Linked DNA regions of Homo sapiens: all the other regions are linked to region 2. A link is a contact called in ENCODE Hi-C or POLR2A ChIA-PET data. All regions are on one chromosome and are shown on one strand. Each heading gives the region's core, a stretch centred on a gene start or an enhancer-like site at or near the end of the contact. The rest is flanking DNA. Distances are from core to core; before and after follow the strand shown. Region 1 holds the start of SLC30A6-DT (SLC30A6 divergent transcript). Region 2 holds the start of LBH (LBH regulator of Wnt signaling pathway). Region 3 holds the start of SPAST (spastin). Region 4 holds the start of FOSL2 (FOS like 2, AP-1 transcription factor subunit). Region 5 overlaps TOGARAM2 (TOG array regulator of axonemal microtubules 2).

Region 1 (3,885 bases), core at 933-3,432, 1.9 Mb after region 2:
AAGTGATTCTCCTGCCTCAGCCTCCTGAGTAGCTGGGATTACAGGCTCCTGCCACCACACCTGGCTATTTTCAATAGAGACGGGGTTTCACTATGTTGGCCAGGCTAGTCTCAAAAACCTGACCTCGTGATCCACCCGCTTTGGCCTCCCAAAGTGCTGGGATTACAGGCATGAGCCACTGCACCCGGCTTTTTTTTTTTTTTTTTGAGATGGAATCTCTCTCACCCAGGCTTCATCTCAGCTCAGTGCAACCTCCGCCTCCTGGGTTCAAGCAATTCTCCTGCCTCAGCCTCCCGAGTAGCTGAGATTACAGGTGCCTGCCACCACACCCGGCTAAGTTTTATATTTTTAGTAGAGACGGGGTTTTGCCATGTTGGCCAGGCTGATCTCAAACTCTTGACCTCAAGTGATCTGCCTGCCTCAGCCTCCCAAAGTGCTGGGATTACAGGCATGAGGCACTGTGCCTGGCCTCAAATTCTTAGAATACTGCCTACCACATATTGAATGTTCATTAAATCCTAGGTATAGGACAGGGGTGTTGGCTCATGCCTGTAATGCTAGCATCTTGGGAGGCTGAGGCAGGAGGATCACTTGAGCCCAGGAGTTCCAGACCAGCCTGCGCAACATAGCAAGACCTCTCCTCTACTAAAAAAGATTACTGTGGCTGCAGTGTGGAGAACAGATTGTCGATAGATGATAATACCTACGATTTTATTTATTTTTTACTTCTTATTTATTTTTTTGAGATGAAGTGTTGCACTGTTGCCCAGGCTGGAGAGCAGGGGCACGATCTCGCCTCACTGCAACCTCTGCCTCCCGGGTTCAAGCAATTCTCCTGCCTCAGCCTTCTTAGCAGCTGGGATTACAGGCACCCGCCACTACGCCCAGCTAATTTTTTTTATCTTTAGTACAGACAGGGTTTCACCATGTTGGCCAGGCTGGTCTCAAACTCCTGACCTCGTGATTCGCCCGCCTAGGCCTCCCAAAGTGCTGGGATTACAGACGTGAGCACCACACCTACTCAGTTGTTCTGTATACCATTACATGTTCAGCAACCCTAATCCAACCATCTGAAATTAAAATGCTCCAAAATCAAAACTTTTTGATCATCAACACGATGCCACAGTGGAAAATTCCACACCTGACCGCATGTAAAAAGCTGTAGTCAAAATTTTGTTTGATACACACACAATTTTTAAAATTGCATAAAATTACCCTGAGGCTATGTGCATAAGGTGTATACGAAACATAAATGAATTTCAAGTTTAGCCTCTGGCCCCATCCCCAAGATAAAGAGCCACAATCTGAAACAGTTCTGGTCTTAAGCATTTGGGATGAAGGATACTCAACCTATACCCAGTTTTCTACACGACACTACTTATGAATATCTTTTAAAAATTTCTTTATCCCTACTTGTTTTCTGTCTTCCCTACCAGAATATAATTTTCACGAGACCAGTATCTGACAAACACACGTGCTACATATTCAATCTTTATCGAATGAATTTAATATTTTCCAAGTTTTCTATAATTAACATTACTTCTATATTATTAATTTTATAGAGAATCCAAATAGCATTTTATTAAGTAGACCATTAGTCGGTCCGAGTTCAAATTCTGCTACTACAGCAAACTATATGTAGGACTCAAGGCAAGTTTCTTTTTTTTGAGACGGAGTCTCGCGCTGTCGCCCAGGCTGGAGTGTAGTGGCGCGATCTCGGCTCACTGCAACCTCCGCCTCCTAGGTTCAAGCGATTCTCCTGCCTCAGCCTCCAGAGTAGCTGGGATTACAGGCGCGTGCCACTACGCCCGGCTAATTTTTGCATTTTTAGTAGAGCCGGGGTTTCACCATGTTGGCCAGGCTGGTCTCGAACTCCTGACCTCAAGTGATCCGCCTGCCTCGCCGCCGAAAGTGCTGGGATTACAGGAGTGAACCACCACGCCTGGCGGAGGCAAGTTTCTTAATCTTCTTTCCTCACTTGTAAAACTGGAATACTGTCCATTTTCATAAGGTTAAATCATACAACACAGGTAAAAGCGCTTCAGCACGCAACGAAATTTTTCTAACGTAACGAAAAACTCCTCGTTGCTCCTTGCCTTGCCCTTAACCTCAACGCTTCAGGTCCCGACCAATCTCTCGGAGAGCTCAGAGGGAGCCGCTCTAGCCGCCTTCCGCCACGGAGTGCAGGGACAGCCGGGAAGGGGACGGAAGCCGGAGGCCAGAGCACGCACTTCCTCCCACGCTTTCCTCACAGCCAATCGCCCACTGGTGCCCCACCCCTTCCGTTCTGGGAAAACTCGAGCACCCAGAACGGCTTCCGGCGGGAGCTGTGCAGCTCCTTATCATGGTGAGTTGGCTGTTGGGGTGAGGGTTTCGGCTGTAGCTGATTCGGTTTATCTTATTTGGTCCCGAAGCGACCTTGAAATCCCTCAGCCACCCAGAGGAGGGGTCATTGGAGTTGAAGTCGGGCCCCTTGGCAGGAGCGGCTGTCTCCCAAAATGTTCCCCTTCAGAGTTCTGGTCCCTTTCGGTCCCTCACCTGTTCCGCAGGCGCTCACGATCTAGGCCCCGCTGCAGGCAGAGCTTTCAGCTCCTGGCGAGTTTCTGACTTCCCTCTGCCGAGATTTCTTTAAGGTAATAAAAGTTTTTGCCAGCGTCAACAACTAGGCCACCAACAAAAGATCTGAAAACAAGTCCACAGCAACAACTGTAATAGTGATTCTTAGAGCAGTGGCGATAACGCCAGCGGAAAAAAAAAAAAAAGGTTAGTAATAGGGTTTTAGGGCAGACGTCTCACTCTGCAACTTGGCTTTACTAAATATTAAGTAGCCTGATTACGGCAGCAAATTTCATAAGCGCAGTAACTACAGAAAGTCAAGGTGTTGGTAGGACATTTTATTGCTGCTTTATTTCTGGGTTTGTAGAAACTAATGGAAGACCCAGTAGACGTTATGGTTGTTGGGATATGGTGTTTTCTCTCAAATTTGTTAGAATTAGTCATTCTTTGCCTTTAGAGCTCAAATATATAGCTCTGAACTTTAAAGATAAGCAGTTGGTTGGGATTTGAAGTGTCCAAGTGGCGTGTGCCTTTTGAAAATGCATTTATTAGAAAAATTTATGGAGTACTTATTGATAGCCTACGTATGAGAAAGAGACCACATTTCTGTGCCTAAGCTTTTGTCACTGTACTAAGTTTTTTACTTAAGTGGATATGGTCGGGAAAATGCCTCATTCACACACTTTATGTTTTGTAAATTTTCTGTAATCCTTTTGCACACAGAAAATGGGTAAAAGTTTACACTTTTTGGCTAATGATCAAATAGCCTTCAGTTACGCTCTTCTTCAAAACATTCACCATTGTGAAGCCTGTAGCCAGAGTTATATTTCTAAAATTTGACCACATCACTCCCTTACTCAAATTTTCTCCTTTTTTTTTTTTCTGTAGCACTCAAGATAAAGTCCTGTTTAGCATGGCATACAAAGCCACTCATTATCAAGCTTCTTACTTTTACAGCCTCTTTTTTTGTTGTTGTTTTCGAGACGGAGTTCCACTCTTGTTGCCCAGGCTGGAGTGCAATGGCGCGATCGCGGCTCACCACAACTTCCGCCTCCCGGGTTCAAGCGATTCTCCTGCCTCACCTTCCCGAGCAGCTGGGATTACAGGAATGCGCCACCACGCCTGGCTAATTTTGTATTTTTAGTAGAGACGGGGTTTCTCCATGTTGGTCAGGCTGATCGCGAACTCCTGACCTCAGGTGATCCTCCCGCCTCTGCCTCCCAAAGTGCTGGGATTACAGGCGTGAGCCACCGTGCCAGGCCACAAACTCTTTTTTTTTTTTTTTTTTTAATGCATACATGTATGCAACATCCGTATTTCAGCCACAGT
Region 2 (3,639 bases), core at 1,115-3,614:
AGACTCCCAAGTAGCTGGGATTATAGGCACCCACTACCACGCCCAGCTAATTTTTGTATTTTTAGTAGAGACGGGGTTTCACCGTGTTGGTCAGATTGGTCTTGAGCTCCTGACCTCAGGTGATCCACCTGCCTCAGCCTCCCAAAGTGCTGGGATTACCAGGCGTGAGCCACCGCACCCAGCCACCTCCCATATTTTCAAATGAATGGATGTGTCACTGTGATTCCAGAGGAGAAACAGAAAATGCAGACTGGGGATCACAACCCCAGGCTTATTTCTATTTTAACTTACTGACAGAGATGAACTTTAGCTAAAATGGGCATTAATAAGTTTCCCAAAGAGTAGGCCTCAGGTAATTCCCTCAATGCACTCCAATGTAGAGGATTTTTCCAGAGGCCAGATAACAGCTGGTGGAGGCCTTACTCCCCACCCTCTTCTCCAAAATGAGGCCATTTTGACATTTAGATATTTGGGAAAATGGGGAGGGAGGGAAATAGCTTTCTGAGTTTTGAAAGCTTCACATGGCAATAATCACAAACACATAAAGTGTGTCTGTTATGTGTAAAAGTGGCGCAACAGTCTTTGATCCCAGCCTCACCAGAGATTGCTACTGGGAAGAAGTGGCAGAAGGCTTCATCCTGCCCACCCGGGGTCTAGCCCAGACATTTTCCTCTGAGTGCCTGGAAGTCTCAGCCTGGAAACTAGCTCTCCAAGCATTGGCGTCTCCTGTGGCTGCCTAGATGACAATGTGCCACACCTGGCTAGTGACACTGAGAAGCTTCCCCACCCTCTGTGCAGGACATCAACAATAACCCCATCCCTGCAGCATCTCCCGTTTAGCCCCTCCATCAGGCAACACCCCCAGAGGAAGAGAATGCGTTTAGCTTGGGAGGTGGGGGAATTTCTCTGGTTGGAGGGGGCAGCCAGGGGCTTGTCATGAAGCTGTGTTTTCATAGGAAGCACACTATTTTAACTCAGGTTGTACATATAAGCATATAAGTGATTGAAAATAGCCCAGTTATTTTTAAATAAATTATTCTCATCAATTCTTATAATTTTTGTTTGGGCTGGTTTTGCGGGGACTGATGAAAATTATGAGGGTCTTCTCTCACGGCTTCCTTCAGGGTCCTACCCCTGTCGAACCTTCGCCATTAATTCTGTCATCCTTTTGCCTGAGATAAGCTATGCGTTTCCACTTTCAAGTACATATATACGGATTCAATACACTCACTGCCTTTCTTTTAAAAAGCTGATTCACTTCAAAGCCAATTTAATTTTGCTTAGTTTTTGATCTCCCCGCGCCCCCTTTCCTCAGCCCCTATACACAGGTAGGTGAGGGTTCTAAAGCCATTTTACAGGCGTGATTGAAGCGGAGGCCACAGAGCGGCAGCGCTGGGTCCCGAGTGAGACTCCCATCATGTGGCTCTGGGGGGCTGCGCAGCTTTGACTGCCTGGACAGACGCCCAGAGCTGCAATTCCTGGGCAGTGTGGGAGGCGTTCGGCTAAAGCTCTTTGTTTCTGCTGTCATGAGCGACTCCTCGGAGAAGACGTGGGAGTCAAGGATGGGGGGCGGCGTGCACACCGCCCGCCCACACCTTCTGCCCCCGCTGCAGACCGGGCGTATGTGTGTCTCCAATGGAAAAATCCTACCCAGGACGACACCACATCCTTGCTCCCACAAATAAAACCTTCCACGGAACTCAGGGCTGCAGACCAGCCCTTCGCAAGCCAACGCGCCCCGTGGGCACTCGGTCCCCCGGCTCCGCGTCTCTGCCACCTTCCCACCGCTTCTTCTTTAACCATGCTCTTGTTTCCCCTCGCTGATCGCAAGGCTGCGGGCGAGGATTCCAGAGAGAGGCCTAGTATGGGGAACAAACGCTTCAGAGGGGTCCGAGGTGGGCTGGGGACAGCCAGTGGATGGGAAGGAGGGCGCTGGCGCCGGGCGGCTGGGGTGGAGGAGTGGCGGGTGCCCTACCCCGGCGCAGAGCAGCCGCCGAGCTGTCATGTCCCGAGCGGCCCCCGCGCCCTCCTTGCGCCCACCTCCGCCGCGCTGGAGTTCGGGGTGTGCGTGGAGGGGGCTGTGAGCGGGAAGCGGCGCGGACGCGGAGTCCGGGCCGGTGCGAGTGAGCGCGTGTGCGCGTGGGAGAGCGGCGGGAGGGGGCCGGGCTCGCAGCCGCAGCGAACCACGGCCCCGGGAGCAGAGCCGAGCGCGCCCCCGAGCCGCCGCCCGCCGGAGCTGCGAGCGCTGAAGCCATTCATGATTTTGGTGACGTTATTCCAGGAGTGGGCGAGGGAGGGCGGGGCCTCTCGGGGCCAAGCCCCGCCCCCGCCCCTATAAATACGGCTTCCCGGGCTCTTTGTGGGGCTGAGTGCTCAGTGGAGAGCGGGGAGTTGTGTCCACCTTGCCGACGTCGCTAGCCGTGGGGCTGTCCTGGGAAGGCGGACGGCGAGCGCCCGGTGTCCGCACTCGGCCGCCTGCCGTGCCCGTCTGCGCCCGTGTCATCCTCACTCGGGACGCAGGGACCGTTTTTAAATCACAGGGGCGTGTGTCAGCCTGCCCTAGGACTTCATGTCTATATATTTCCCCATTCACTGGTGAGTACCCTGCGCCTGCGGCGGGCGTCTGTCTCGCGGCGGTGGCTGCGGGCCCGGGCGCCTGCTTCGTGCCGGCTCCGGGTGCGAGGGCAGCCGGCGGCGCGGGCGCTCAGCGCTAACCCGCCGCCCGAGCCCGTGCAGGAGTCAACGTCAAGGTTGCAAAGGTGGGGGTGGGGGGAGGGGGTGCTGAGAACATCCAGACAAAGGACGTGAACTCGGAGCCCTCACCTAAGTGACGGCCGGAGGGTTTGTATTGGTTGGCGGGGGAGCCAGGGGTCACGTGTGAATCCCCCCCAATGAAACCACCCTATGCGGAGAGCTGCAGGAGGCGCGCGCCCCACTTGGCGCAGGGGGGCTCCTGCTCTTCCCGGGCCCCTCCTCTTTTTCTTTTTGTTTGCATGCAAGTCTCAACGTCGAGGCCGGCAGCAGCGGGGCTGAGCTGGTGCGGCCGCAGGGTTTGCAGAGCTCCGGGGGGGTGGGGGGCGGGAAACGCTCTCCCCACACGTAACCCCACTAAAGCCACAAGCAGCAGGGCACGCGCTGCAGCCTCTCAACCCCTGCCCTCTCCACCGCCCCTAAAAACCGACGCACATTGGTGGGGGCCGGGACTGGGAGGAGCCGCCTTCGCCGTGCTGAAGGGGAAGGAGCCCGGGCCGGGCGCGGGGCGTCGGAGGTTTGCCCCGGACTGGGGATCGGAGCCGGGAGGGATGCAGAGAGAGGCAGGCCCCTGACTGCTGGGACTTCCTTGCTGGCAGTTTCTTCCTTCCTGCTCTGGGTTAGAGGAGAAGCGGCCGGGGGCGAGCGCCGGCAGCCCCGGAGCGCGCTCTCAGGTGCGGACGTGGGGAGCTCGGCCCCGAGTCTCCGGCAGGCGCTGAGCGAAGGGAAAACCGGCGCAAGCCGCGGCGGGGTCCGGCCTGGCCCAAGAAGCGGAAAGTTCATGCTTCTCGCTTCAACTTTTCGGGCCGGCGCCACAGCCCCGAGCGAGGAAGAGCCGCCCCTACGTCAGACTCTTCACCCTGCGTGCGCTCTTCTGGCTCCTTTCTT
Region 3 (3,665 bases), core at 704-3,203, 1.8 Mb after region 2:
CTCGGCTCCCAAAGTTCTGGGATTACAGGCGTGAGCCACCACACCCGGCCGAAAGAGGGCATTTCAGAATGAGGGTCTAGCATAAGCACAGAGAAGGGGGAGCAATAAGAGGGAAACAGGGAGTAGGTCATTTTTGCAATAGCCTGTGACATTTGTAGGGCAGTACTGGCGGGGAATAATTAAGTAAAATTGGCTGGTGCTGTGGCTCATGCCTGTAATCCCAGCACTTTGGGAGGCCGAGGCGGGCAGGTTGCTTGAGCCCAGGAATTCAAGACCAACCTGGGAAACATAGCAAGACCCTGTCTCAACAAAAAAGTAAAAAAATTAGCTGGGGGCGCGATGGGGTGGCTCATGCCTGTAATCCCAACACTTTGGAAGGCTGAGGCAGGCGGATTGCTTGAGCCCAGGAGTTGGAGACCAGCCTGGGCAACATGGTGAAACCCTGGCTCTATAAAGAATACAAAAATTAGTCGGGCCCAGTGGCGTGTGCCTGTGATCCCAGCTACTCGGGAGGCTGAGGTGGAAGGATCACCTGAGCCAGGGAGGTGGAGGTTGCAGTGAGTCATGTTGTTTGCGCCACTGCACTCCAGCCTGGGCAATGGAGTGAAACCCTGTCCAAAAAATAAAAAAATAAAGCTGTGGCAGAATGTGGAGATTCTTGGAAGCTGGAAGCTCTCATGGGGCATTTGGAAACCTCACATTGTAAATAACGGAGTCTTTTTATCAGTTTGGCTTCCTTAGTTTTAGGAAACAAGAAATAATTATGGCTAACTCAAGTAAAAAGAGAAAGAGAAGAGAAAAAAGACGTGGAGATAGAGAGAGAGGGAGAGAGAGGAAAAGACGAAAGGAAGGAAGGGGGAAAGGAGAGAGGAAGAGAGAAACAGAGAAACAGACTGATTAGTGTATTGGATAGATTACATAACCAAGTGACCAGTCAGGAACCCAGCAGCTCTGGGGGAGCTCAATGTGATGCATTGATAAACCCGCTCTTAAGAGCACTCGTTTCCAGTTACTTTCTATTCGGTGGGTCTCCAGCCAAGATTCCAGGTCCCAGGAGAATCTGACTGACCTAGTGTTTGCTTCCGCCTTTGCGGTCTGGGTTCTGTGCTTGCAGCTCATTAGAATACAGGGAGCAGAGACAAGCAGGTAGTTTCCCAAAGGAAGGGATGCTGAGTAGATTAAAAAAAAAGTGTAGATTCTTCAGTAAACTATGGGATGGTAACTATGCAAAACCTAAGATTTCCCTTATTCAAATAAATTATCTTTCATATTAGACATCTAAATATGCACTAATTTAGTTAAACCCCTGGGTTAGTTGATCTCATCACACTGAGCTAACATTTTTGTTGCTGTTGTTTGCAGTGACCTGAAGTTTCTTATCTTCACAATTGCTTTCCTCTCAAATAATTCCCAGATTTTAAATTTTTATTTTATTTTTTCTGGAGACGGAGTCTCGCTCTGTCGCCCAGGCTGGAGTGCAGTGGCGCGATCTCAGCTCACTTGCAGCCTCTGCCTCCCGAGTTCAAGCGATTCTCCGGCCTTAGCCTTCCAACCAGCTGGGACTACAGGCGCGCGCCCCCACGCCCGGCTAATTTAATTCCCAGATTGATATCCATTGCTTCTGAGATGGGCCAATTATCCTTCGGAGAAGACTTAGGTCGCCTGGCAGAAAAAGATGAAAGAAATCTAAGAAAACGACGACACTGAGAGAGGAGCCTAGCGAACCAGCAGAGCGACCCCAAGCCGCAATTCCCCCTTCCGTGGATCGATTACGAAGGCTTCCTGGCAGGAGCTCTCCAGGGCTGCCGACGTGAGCCGAACTGCACATTGGGAACTGTAGTTGAGTGGGAAAGCCGAGAGGCGGGGGCCGCACACGCGTACAGGGGCCCCGGTCAACAAAGACGCGCCGTGCGCGCGCGCGCCGGAGAAAAACACGGGAAGACGTGCGCGTGCGCGGCCGCCGCTGGGAGCCACCAGGCGGCGGAGAGGACAGCGACAGGAAGGGAGGGGCCCGAGCCACCGACTGCAGGAGGAGAAGGGGTTGTGCTCCTGGCCGAGGAAGGAGAAAGGGGCGGGGCCGGCGGGCAGCGTGCGGCAGTGCGGAGCTCCTGAGACCGGCGGGCACACGGGGGTCTGTGGCCCCCGCCGTAGCAGTGGCTGCCGCCGTCGCTTGGTTCCCGTCGGTCTGCGGGAGGCGGGTTATGGCGGCGGCGGCAGTGAGAGCTGTGAATGAATTCTCCGGGTGGACGAGGGAAGAAGAAAGGCTCCGGCGGCGCCAGCAACCCGGTGCCTCCCAGGCCTCCGCCCCCTTGCCTGGCCCCCGCCCCTCCCGCCGCCGGGCCGGCCCCTCCGCCCGAGTCGCCGCATAAGCGGAACCTGTACTATTTCTCCTACCCGCTGTTTGTAGGCTTCGCGCTGCTGCGTTTGGTCGCCTTCCACCTGGGGCTCCTCTTCGTGTGGCTCTGCCAGCGCTTCTCCCGCGCCCTCATGGCAGCCAAGAGGAGCTCCGGGGCCGCGCCAGCACCTGCCTCGGCCTCGGCCCCGGCGCCGGTGCCGGGCGGCGAGGCCGAGCGCGTCCGAGTCTTCCACAAACAGGCCTTCGAGTACATCTCCATTGCCCTGCGCATCGATGAGGATGAGAAAGGTAACTAGGGGGCTGGGGGAGGGGGCGGCGGCGCCGGGAAGAAGGCGGTGGGGTCGCCGGGGGAGGGCAACACCTGCGTCCCTTTTCTGCGGGAGGGGACGGTGCACCCCCGGAATTGATATGCCCCGGGAGACTGCTTTCCCGTAGGTCGGAGCCTCATCTTCTAGTATTCTTAAAACCTCTCCCCTTTCAGGGCACTGTAGCTGTCGACTTTGTTTCAGACACCAGCCTTCCCCCACACTTCTGCATGACCCAGGTCACTATGAGACACCCAGACGTGTTGATGACAGTGACATTTGTCCTAGAGTGACCACACTGATCCTTTCTAGCACTGTGAAGAGTGTGCAGCTTCCTCTGAACCAAGGTTTCCAAAAGGTTTTGATATTGAAGAAGCAGTGCCGCCTTACTGGCTTTTAATGAAAGCAGAGTATTGTAGTGTCAGAAAAAAAGAACAAATGGTGACAATTTTGAAAGAAATAGCTGCATATGACTGCAGTTGAATTTGCATCATTTTAATCAAGATAATCATTTTATCAGTACAACGATTCCTGAATACTTTTTCAATGAAGTTATATTTAGCATAAAACTTTTCCCCCTGTTGCTTTGATTTTAATTAAAACAGTATTCCAAAGTAGCCTTTAATTTCCAAGTTGAAATGTTTGATGAATGGATTGCGTAAACTTAAACATACCACTTTACAGTAAAACCTAAAACAACTATGTATGTTTCTGAATGAAAGCAAGGATACTACATCTTTCGGGTTTCTTTTAAGCTAACTTTTTTTTTTTTTTGAGACGGAATCTCGCCCTGTCGCCCAAGCTGGAGTGCAATGGTGCAGTCTCGGCTCACTGCAACCTCCGACTCCCTGGTTCCAGCGATTCTCCTGCCTCAGCCTCCCGAGTAGCTGGGATTACAGGCACGCACCACCACGCCTGGCTAATTTTTGTATTTTTAGTAGAGTAGGGATTTCACCATGTTGGCCAGGATGGTCTCCATCTCCTGACCTCGTGATCGGGTCGCC
Region 4 (3,672 bases), core at 590-3,089, 1.8 Mb before region 2:
GCGTCCGCCTGCCCCACACCCCTCTCCTGGGCCTGCGGAGTTGGGGACTCTGTCCAGCGGGCAGCAGCGGAGGTGCGAGGAGTCTGGCTGGCCTCGCCTCGTCGCGCACGCGCGCGCGTCCTTGGGGATAGCGTTCAGGACAGAATGTGTTTTATAGCTGTAAACAATGACCCCGAGTATTGTTTGGGATTACCGTATCTTGGGGCCCTTGGGGCGGCCAGATGCCGCCAGCCGTCCCGGAAATGCCAGCGCTTTATATAGAGCCCCAGGAAAGCTTCGCGTTCCCGGCTCTATTTTTCTCTGCTACCAACACCCCCACTTTGCAGATAAGGAAACTGAGGACAGAAGTTGTGTGACGGTGCACAGCGAGTTGTCAGCAATGGACTCTCAACACCTCTTAACATTGGGTCCTCATAAGGACCCTGTGGGGTACAGATGGCTGGCGCTACTTAAGAATTGGGTAAACTGAGGCTAACACAGACCCTGGACCAAAACCTAAGTTCCCTGACTTCCGCTACAGTACTTCTCCATTCACACACACCATCATCTCAGCGGAAGGATTGGAGCTCCAGAGCAGAGAAGGGCCTAAGGTCATGTCTCCAAACTCCTTCACTTTATAGGAGGAAACTGAGGCCCAGAGAGGTTAAGGAATTCGTCCAAGATCTCACAGCTCGTAAATAGCGTAGCCGGGCGTTCCTGCTCTAAGGTCTGTGCTCTGTACCCTGCGCCGCGCCCCTCCCAGCCCCGCCCAGCGAGGGAGGAGGACCCAAATGTCCGGCAACCCGCGCCCTGAACTTCGCTCCAAAACAGCTGAAGACGACAACGTTGGGGCACACCCTCTCGCTGGCTTTTTTTTTTTTTTTTTAATTCGTAACAGTCTGGAGTTTGCTTATAAACGCCCGATTACTCTTATTAGATGCGTCCTAATTGCCCGGCGTATAGGGCGGCCGGAATGTCTTGACTGGTTAATTTCATCTTCAAGGCTACTCCTAACGAATTAACTGTAGGACCGAAAACATGAAAAACAAAAAACAAAAAGGGAACCGGTAGGCAGACCGCCACGGAGGGAAAAATAGGCAGGCCAGCCCCGCCCGGCGCCGTGCCCCGCCAACACCCGGCCGCAGGGCGGCGCGGGCACCCTGCGCGCCCGGGGCGCCCGCTGCACTCGGCGGCGCCGCGGAGGGCGCCTACGACCGCGCGCAGCCGCGCCCTCCCTGCGAGCGGCTCTGCGCGCCCGGCTCCCGGCCTCCCGGTGGCGCCGCACCGAACCGCCCGTCTCGCCGTCAGGGCTGTGATTATTTTCTAAAATCCGGAGGCGAGACCCGCGCGGCCGCTCTCGGGGCCCCGCCCCGAGCCCCTTCCCAGGGCGGGGGAGAGGCCGCAGCGCACTCGGGAGCGGGCGAGGGAATCCCTCTCCCTCCACGTCACCCGAAAGCGAGGAAACCCGCACTCGCGTCCTCTAACGCAAATGACCATCTTTGGCAACGTGCGCCAATGGAACAGACCAAGGGCGCTGGGCCCGGGGGGTGAGCGGGGGACTGGGGAGGGCCGGGGCTGCCTCGGCGCCTCCGAACCGTGCGTGGCGCCCGCTCCCGCCCGTGCCACCGCCTGGCTTCCTCGCGCGGGGTGCGCGGTTGGCGTCAGCGCGGCCGGGAGCCGGGGCTGGGAGGGGAGAGCTGCGCCCGCCTCCTCCCCTCCCGCGCCTCTTCCTCCTCCGCGGCCTCCTCCCCCCGCCTCCTCGTGCGCTCCTCCCTGCAAGGTGGAGTCTGGGGTTGACGTGAGTGAATCCACATGGTACAGGGCTGGAGAATAAAGAGTGTGAGTTGAACTCGTGCCATTGTAGTGACTCATCTCGGGCAGAGCGCTAGGGCTCCGAGCGAACCAGCGAGCGAGCGAACGAGCGGCGCTCGGCGGGGACAGAAAGAGGGAGAGAGAGAGAGAGAGAGAGGGAGAGGCGCGGCCGGGCGAGGCGGGCCCGTCCGGGAGCGGGCTCCGGGGAAGGGGTGCGGGTCTGGGCGCCGGAGCGGGGAGCGGGGCCGCGTCCCTCTCAGCGCCAGCTCTACTTGAGCCCCACGAGCCGCTGTCCCCCTGGCGCGCTCGGGGCCGCGGGACGGGCGCACGCCGCCTTCTCCTAGTCAAGTATCCGAGCCGCCCCGAAACTCGGGCGGCGAGTCGGCCACGGGAAGTTTATTCTCCGGCTCCTTTTCTAAAAGGAAGAAACAGAAGTTTCTCCCAGCGGACAGCTTTTCTTTCCGCCTTTTTGGCCCTGTCTGAAATCGGGGGTCCCCAGGGCTGGCAGGCCAGGCTCGCTGGGCTCCTAATCTTTTTTTTAATTTCCAATTTTTGATTGGGCCGTGGGTCCCCGCTGAGCTCCGGCTGCGCGCGGGGGCGGGAGGGCGCGCGCAGGGGAGGGACCGAGAGACGCGCCGACTTTTTAGAGGGAGGGATCGGGTGGACAACTGGTCCCGCGGCGCTCGCAGAGCCGGAAAGAAGTGCTGTAAGGGACGCTCGGGGGACGCTGTTCCTGAGGTGTCGCCGCCTCCCTGTCCTCGCCCTCCGCGGTGGGGGAGAAACCCAGGAGCGAAGCCCAGAGCCCGCGGCGCGGCCGGCGGACGAACGAGCGCGCAGCAGCCGGTGCGCGGCCGCGGCGAGGGCGGGGGAAGAAAAACACCCTGTTTCCTCTCCGGCCCCCACCGCGGATCATGTACCAGGATTATCCCGGGAACTTTGACACCTCGTCCCGGGGCAGCAGCGGCTCTCCTGCGCACGCCGAGTCCTACTCCAGCGGCGGCGGCGGCCAGCAGGTAGGTGCGGGCCCCGGTGCACCTGGCGGCGCGGGCGGACCCCTGCCCTCTTCTCGCCGCCACTGCCTCTTTTGCTTTCTTTTCTTTTTCTTGGCGAGAAAATACCTACGGGCCACCGTTGTAAGTTCTGGATTTTCGTCCTCCCCTTCCCCCCCACCCCCTTTTAAACTAGGGGATTGGAGAGTGGGCTTGAAGAGACAACATGCCCTTTTCCTCTCACGTTATATTTTACCCAGATAGACTCCTGGAATTGTAGGCCCCCTACCAGGAGCCTGTTACCTCCTTCCAAGAACTACTCCCCCTCCCCAGTGTCTGCCCCCCCCCCCCCACCCCTGCCCCGCGTCTTCTCTCTGGGTGGTGGACAGACAAGAAAATCTTTGCACCCACTGGCACCTCTCGACATCCTGGGACCCTATTCCTTCAGGAAAGCCCTCTCTCTCTCCTCCCCGTTCTCCATCAGTCATAACTCCTTTCTGAAAGGGGTTGGGGACCCAGAAACATGGTTGGACTCCTTCAAGTAATCTGGAGCGAGGGCGAGGGCTGCCGCTCTGGGAATCAGGTGCGAAGGTCAGGAAGGAAGAAGCCAGCCTTGGTTGGCTCATGCCGCCTGTGTGCCCCCTGCCTGCCTGCCTGCCCCCCCGCCGACCCGTCTTCTGTAAGGATCACGGACAGGAGGCTGCACTGCCCCCCAGGAACGAAGGAGCACCTTGAGGGTCTGGGGGTACCTGGAGCAAGGAGACCGGCAGAGGGAAGAGGGGGTCGGGTGGGGGAAGAGACATCACGCAGGCTCCTGGGTGGTTCTGGAAGCAGAAAACAACTTGTTTCTAAAGCAGCCGGACTGGTTTGCACTGGAGGGATTGTGCGTGTG
Region 5 (3,503 bases), core at 196-2,695, 1.2 Mb before region 2:
GTTTCATCACATTGGTTAGGCTGGTCTTGAACTCCTGACCTTAGGTGATCTGCCCACTTTGGCTTCCCAAAGTGCTGGGATTACAGGCGTGAGCCACTGCACCCAGCCAATTAAAAATATATATATTTTTTTGAGATGGAGTCTTGCTCTGTTACCCAGGCTGGAGTGCAGTGGCACGATCTCTGCTTATTGTAACCTCTGCCTCCCTGGTTCTAGTAATTCTTCTGCCTCAGCCTCCCAAGTAGCTAGGATTACAGACATGCACCACCAGGCCCGGCTAATTTTTGTATTTTTAGTAGAGCTGGGCTTTCACCATGTTGCCCAGGCTTGTCCTGAACTCCTGATCTCAGGTGATCTGCCCACCTCGGCCTCCCAAAGTGCTGGGATTACAGGTAGAAGCCACCGCACCTGGCCAGCCTATTTTATTTAAACCTCATTCTGTTCTTTAACTTGGAGCACCACAGGGCAGGGGCCATATGTCAAAAACCTCTGTGGCTTCTGTGGGGCCAGGATTGGTACCTGGCATGGATTAGTTCCGTAATAAATATCTGTCCTTTCCTGTTTGGTTTGTGACATGGATTTCCCTTTGTTGACAATGTGGGGCTCTCTAGCCAATGGAGGGGATGGAGGCTCTATTACCATTTCAGTCATCCATCTGTCCGTTTACTCACCTAAAAGCTGTTAAGCACCTACTATGTGCCAGGTGCATAGGTCACAATCTGTGTGCTCCAGCCAGGAAGTCATCAAGGTGAAGTTCAGAGAGGTGGGTGCGTAGGCGAAGGCTGCCTGTCATGTTGGTGACCCAGGAGAAAGAGATCTGAATCATGCCAGGCAGACTTCTCAGGGCAGGATGAGGGCACACTTGCGAGATGGAGATGGAGGTGGAAGAGGGAGAGACGGAAGGAGGAGTGAGCCCCTGCATCCTTGCGTGACAGCCTGCGGGGTGGGGGTGAAGGGCCTGTGTGCCAACTGAGAAGTGGGAGCTTCATCCTCCTGTAAGGAGGTGCCACCAAAGGCTTTCGGGTGTGAAAGTGGCATCTGCTGTGACTTAGAAAGGCCATGTTGGCAACCTCAGAGTGGCATGGACCGTGTAGATGGAGGTGGGGCTGCTGCAGGAATCCGGGGAGAAGGCAAAGGGTGGCTGAGCAGGGCAGAGGCAGGGAGTCTGTGGGCTGAGGATGCAGAGGTGGGGGCGGGGCGGGATGAATGGCAGGGCTAAGCCACGGGGTAGATGTGGGCTGAAGATGGGGGAGCTGAGACCATGCCGGGGTTCCTGGCTTCAGCCACTGGACAGATACTGGCACCCTTCTTGGAGACAGGGCATAGGAGAAGAGGCAGGTGCTGGGGACAGTGCTGAGGCCACTCTTGGACATGCTTAGACGTTTGGGTTGGAGCCGGGAGGGGCTCTTGCTGGAAACAGGGCTTTGCTGCTCCTGCTCCACCCACCTCCTTGGGGCCTGCGGAGGAGCCTGAGCGGTGGTGGGTTTTCTGTGAGGTTCGCACAGGGTGGGGCGGGGCTGCCACGTGCAGGAAGGCAGGGGCCCTGATCGGCATGGCCTGTCTTGGCCTCAGTCCTTTCTGCTGTGGGGTCGCTAGAGAAGGGGAGGGCAAGAGGCTTCCCCAGGGTCCACAGCTTAAGAGAAGCTGCGCCAAGTCCTCTGAGGCCAAATCCCTTGCTCAGAGCAGGTGTGTGTGTGTGTGTGTGTGTGTGTGTTGGGGGGGCGCAGAGCGGGGGAGGCTGCAGCTCAGGGCCCCAGGGGCAAAGCCGAGGCATAAGCATTGGGGTTTTTGGCATCCTGTGCTCACCTCAGGCAGCCTGGGACCTCCATGAGCTCATAGAAGCCAAGGGCAACTGTGTGGACTTTGATGCTCCACTTCCCCTCCCCGCCCGCCTCCAATCCTCTTAGTGCCGTTGGGCAGTGGTTAAGCAGTGGTGGGTTACAATGGCAAAGGCCTAGTGGGCGAGCTCCCCAGGTCAGGGGTGCCCTGGAGCATTCGCTTACTATCTCCAGCCCACACGATCCCTCCCTGTGGGTCCAGACCCAAGAGGCTGGGCCTGGCCCTGGGAGCAATGGCGAATCCCGGCTGATCTACGCCCAGGTTGAAGCTCCGCTCCTCCTGTGGACTCCCCTGACCTCCACAGTCCCCAAGGATCAGGGTTCCCCTGCATCCAGGCAGGCACTGAGGGGGGCTGTCCTACCGCCCCTCCTGCAGCCCGGCCTGGACTGTGATCCTCTGAGGCCAGTGTGTGGGATATTGTGTTCCTGACCTGTTGCTGTGGCTTGTTACTCTGTCAGCCCCCCAGTGGGTCCTGATGTCCACCGAGAAGGGAAAGCCATGTAGGACGCTGCAGGGCTGGTCTCCATGGGAACCTGAGCTCCCGGAGGGCGGGGAGTGTCATGTCTTATTGATGCTCCATTCCCAGTGTCTAGAATAGTGCTTGACACATAGTAGGTCTTCAGTAAATATCTGTTGAATAAGTAAATGGTGCTTCCAACTTAAGAAATTACAATTAAAACCAGTGCCAGGGATGCCACTGTCTTCCCCCTCCTGTGGGTAATTGGGATTGAGCTTCTGGTACAAAACAGTGGTGACTTCCTGCCACAGCAAAGGGGATCAGCTCCGCCCCCCAGGCCCTGGGATGGGGATTACAATCACGAGTGGGACTATTTAGGGGTCACTGAGCTCTCACGGGGTTGGGGCAGCTTGGAGAACTTGAGCTCAGTGCTGTCTAAGCTGGGAGGCAGTTTACCCTTGTTTACTGCAGCTGCTGTCAACTCCACAGGCCCAAGCAGCACAGCGGGAGGGTGGGGGCTTCCTTTAAGTCAGCAGTTTCTGTGTGGGTGTCAGCCTCCTGGGGAATGCGCGAGCTGCACTGCCAGGAAATGGGGCTGAACCTGGCCTGGTGGTCAGCCTGCCCTTGTGTTTGCAGAGGGAGCTGTATCTCCTGCAGCTTGAATCCTGGGCCAAGAGCCTCTGCAGGGATAACAGTGCCGTCCCCTCTGTCCCCCATCTCGGCCATTGCCCCATCCTGGAGCCACCCTGGGCTCCCCCAGCAGTGTCTCTGGCTGGCCATCCCTCATGATGCTTTTCTCTCCCCCGTTCTTTTAAGATTGGCTCGGGGGAGTGGGCCTCGGGAGAAGACCCCTGCATCTCTGGGTACGTATCTTCCATGCACACCTCCCTTTGTTATTTGACTCTCTACATTCCTGGGCTGGGTCAGGGAAACAGAATTAGGGCCAGAGGAGATCTGAGAGCTCTTGTGTCTGGGCCCTTCATTTCACAGCAGGAAGCTGAAGTCACCGGAGGTCTAACCGGAGGGTGGCAGCGGGCCCGGGCGAGGTGTGGAAGAGAAGTGACATTTATTGACACCTGCTCTGGTACGTCAGGTGTGATGACGTACACCAGCTTGTGCAGCTTGCCACGGCCTCGATAAGAGAGACAATTCTGGCCGTGTGTGACAGACGAGCTGGCACACGAAGGCTCTGTGAGCAGGATGTCCT

What was found. A loop is a pair of places that touch in the nucleus more often than their neighbours do. ChIA-PET counts read pairs that join two places held with the same protein, here RNA polymerase II (POLR2A). Pooled maps may share reads with other maps.
Region 1: a loop to region 2 is called in a pooled map, with 13 times the contacts of the local background. The contact joins the promoter of SLC30A6-DT here to the promoter of LBH in region 2. A Hi-C loop is called at or near these places in 7 of 50 pooled maps. POLR2A ChIA-PET finds 5 or more read pairs at or near these places in 2 of 52 experiments (T-cell and naive thymus-derived CD4-positive, alpha-beta T cell).
Region 3: a loop to region 2 is called in a map of CD8-positive, alpha-beta T cell, with 12 times the contacts of the local background. The contact joins the promoter of SPAST here to the promoter of LBH in region 2. A Hi-C loop is called at or near these places in 1 of 168 maps with a recorded cell type or tissue (CD8-positive, alpha-beta T cell), 1 of 37 single-sample maps with no recorded cell type and 8 of 50 pooled maps. POLR2A ChIA-PET finds 5 or more read pairs at or near these places in 1 of 52 experiments (K562).
Region 4: a pooled map shows a loop between it and region 2 (5-fold over the local background). The contact joins the promoter of FOSL2 here to the promoter of LBH in region 2. A Hi-C loop is called at or near these places in 7 of 50 pooled maps.
Region 5: a map of natural killer cell shows a loop between it and region 2 (7-fold over the local background). The contact joins the enhancer-like site here to the promoter of LBH in region 2. A Hi-C loop is called at or near these places in 1 of 168 maps with a recorded cell type or tissue (natural killer cell) and 4 of 50 pooled maps. POLR2A ChIA-PET finds 5 or more read pairs at or near these places in 1 of 52 experiments (WTC11).

The regions. Positions count from the first base shown.
Region 1 is chr2:32,163,557-32,167,441 of GRCh38, forward strand. It overlaps SLC30A6-DT (SLC30A6 divergent transcript), which reads right to left and starts at 2,183. Exons shown (of 1, transcript NR_185886.1): 1 at 1,485-2,183. It overlaps SLC30A6 (solute carrier family 30 member 6), which reads left to right and starts at 2,308. Exons shown (of 14, transcript NM_017964.5): 1 at 2,308-2,347. The coding sequence starts at 2,345. RefSeq lists an enhancer at 3,628-3,885.
Region 2 is chr2:30,229,170-30,232,808 of GRCh38, forward strand. It overlaps LBH (LBH regulator of Wnt signaling pathway), which reads left to right and starts at 2,365. Exons shown (of 3, transcript NM_030915.4): 1 at 2,365-2,595. The coding sequence starts at 2,570. RefSeq lists enhancers at 1,031-1,546, 1,547-2,061 and silencers at 1,865-2,414, 2,615-2,704, 3,095-3,294, 3,305-3,364.
Region 3 is chr2:32,061,603-32,065,267 of GRCh38, forward strand. SPAST (spastin) reads left to right here and starts at 1,954. Exons shown (of 17, transcript NM_014946.4): 1 at 1,954-2,644. The coding sequence starts at 2,230. RefSeq lists enhancers at 1,748-1,817, 1,866-2,666 and silencers at 2,038-2,177, 2,238-2,657, 2,688-2,817.
Region 4 is chr2:28,391,019-28,394,690 of GRCh38, forward strand. FOSL2 (FOS like 2, AP-1 transcription factor subunit) reads left to right here and starts at 1,840. Exons shown (of 4, transcript NM_005253.4): 1 at 1,840-2,804. The coding sequence starts at 2,703. FOSL2-AS1 (FOSL2 antisense RNA 1) reads right to left here and starts at 3,654. Exons shown (of 2, transcript NR_103831.1): 1 at 3,530-3,654. RefSeq lists silencers at 1,057-2,176, 2,663-2,839 and enhancers at 1,870-2,801, 2,957-3,457, 3,458-3,672.
Region 5 is chr2:29,008,343-29,011,845 of GRCh38, forward strand. TOGARAM2 (TOG array regulator of axonemal microtubules 2) reads left to right here. Exons shown (of 20, transcript NM_199280.4): 7 at 3,113-3,159. Among named protein-coding and RNA genes, the nearest start is that of TOGARAM2, 29 kb to the left of the region's middle. RefSeq lists an enhancer at 2,820-2,949. Within about 2 kb of position 1,446, at least 3 of the 41 ENCODE cell types and tissues checked have a DNase peak (open chromatin) inside an H3K27ac peak, as active enhancers do; they include natural killer cell, where a contact is called at or near this core.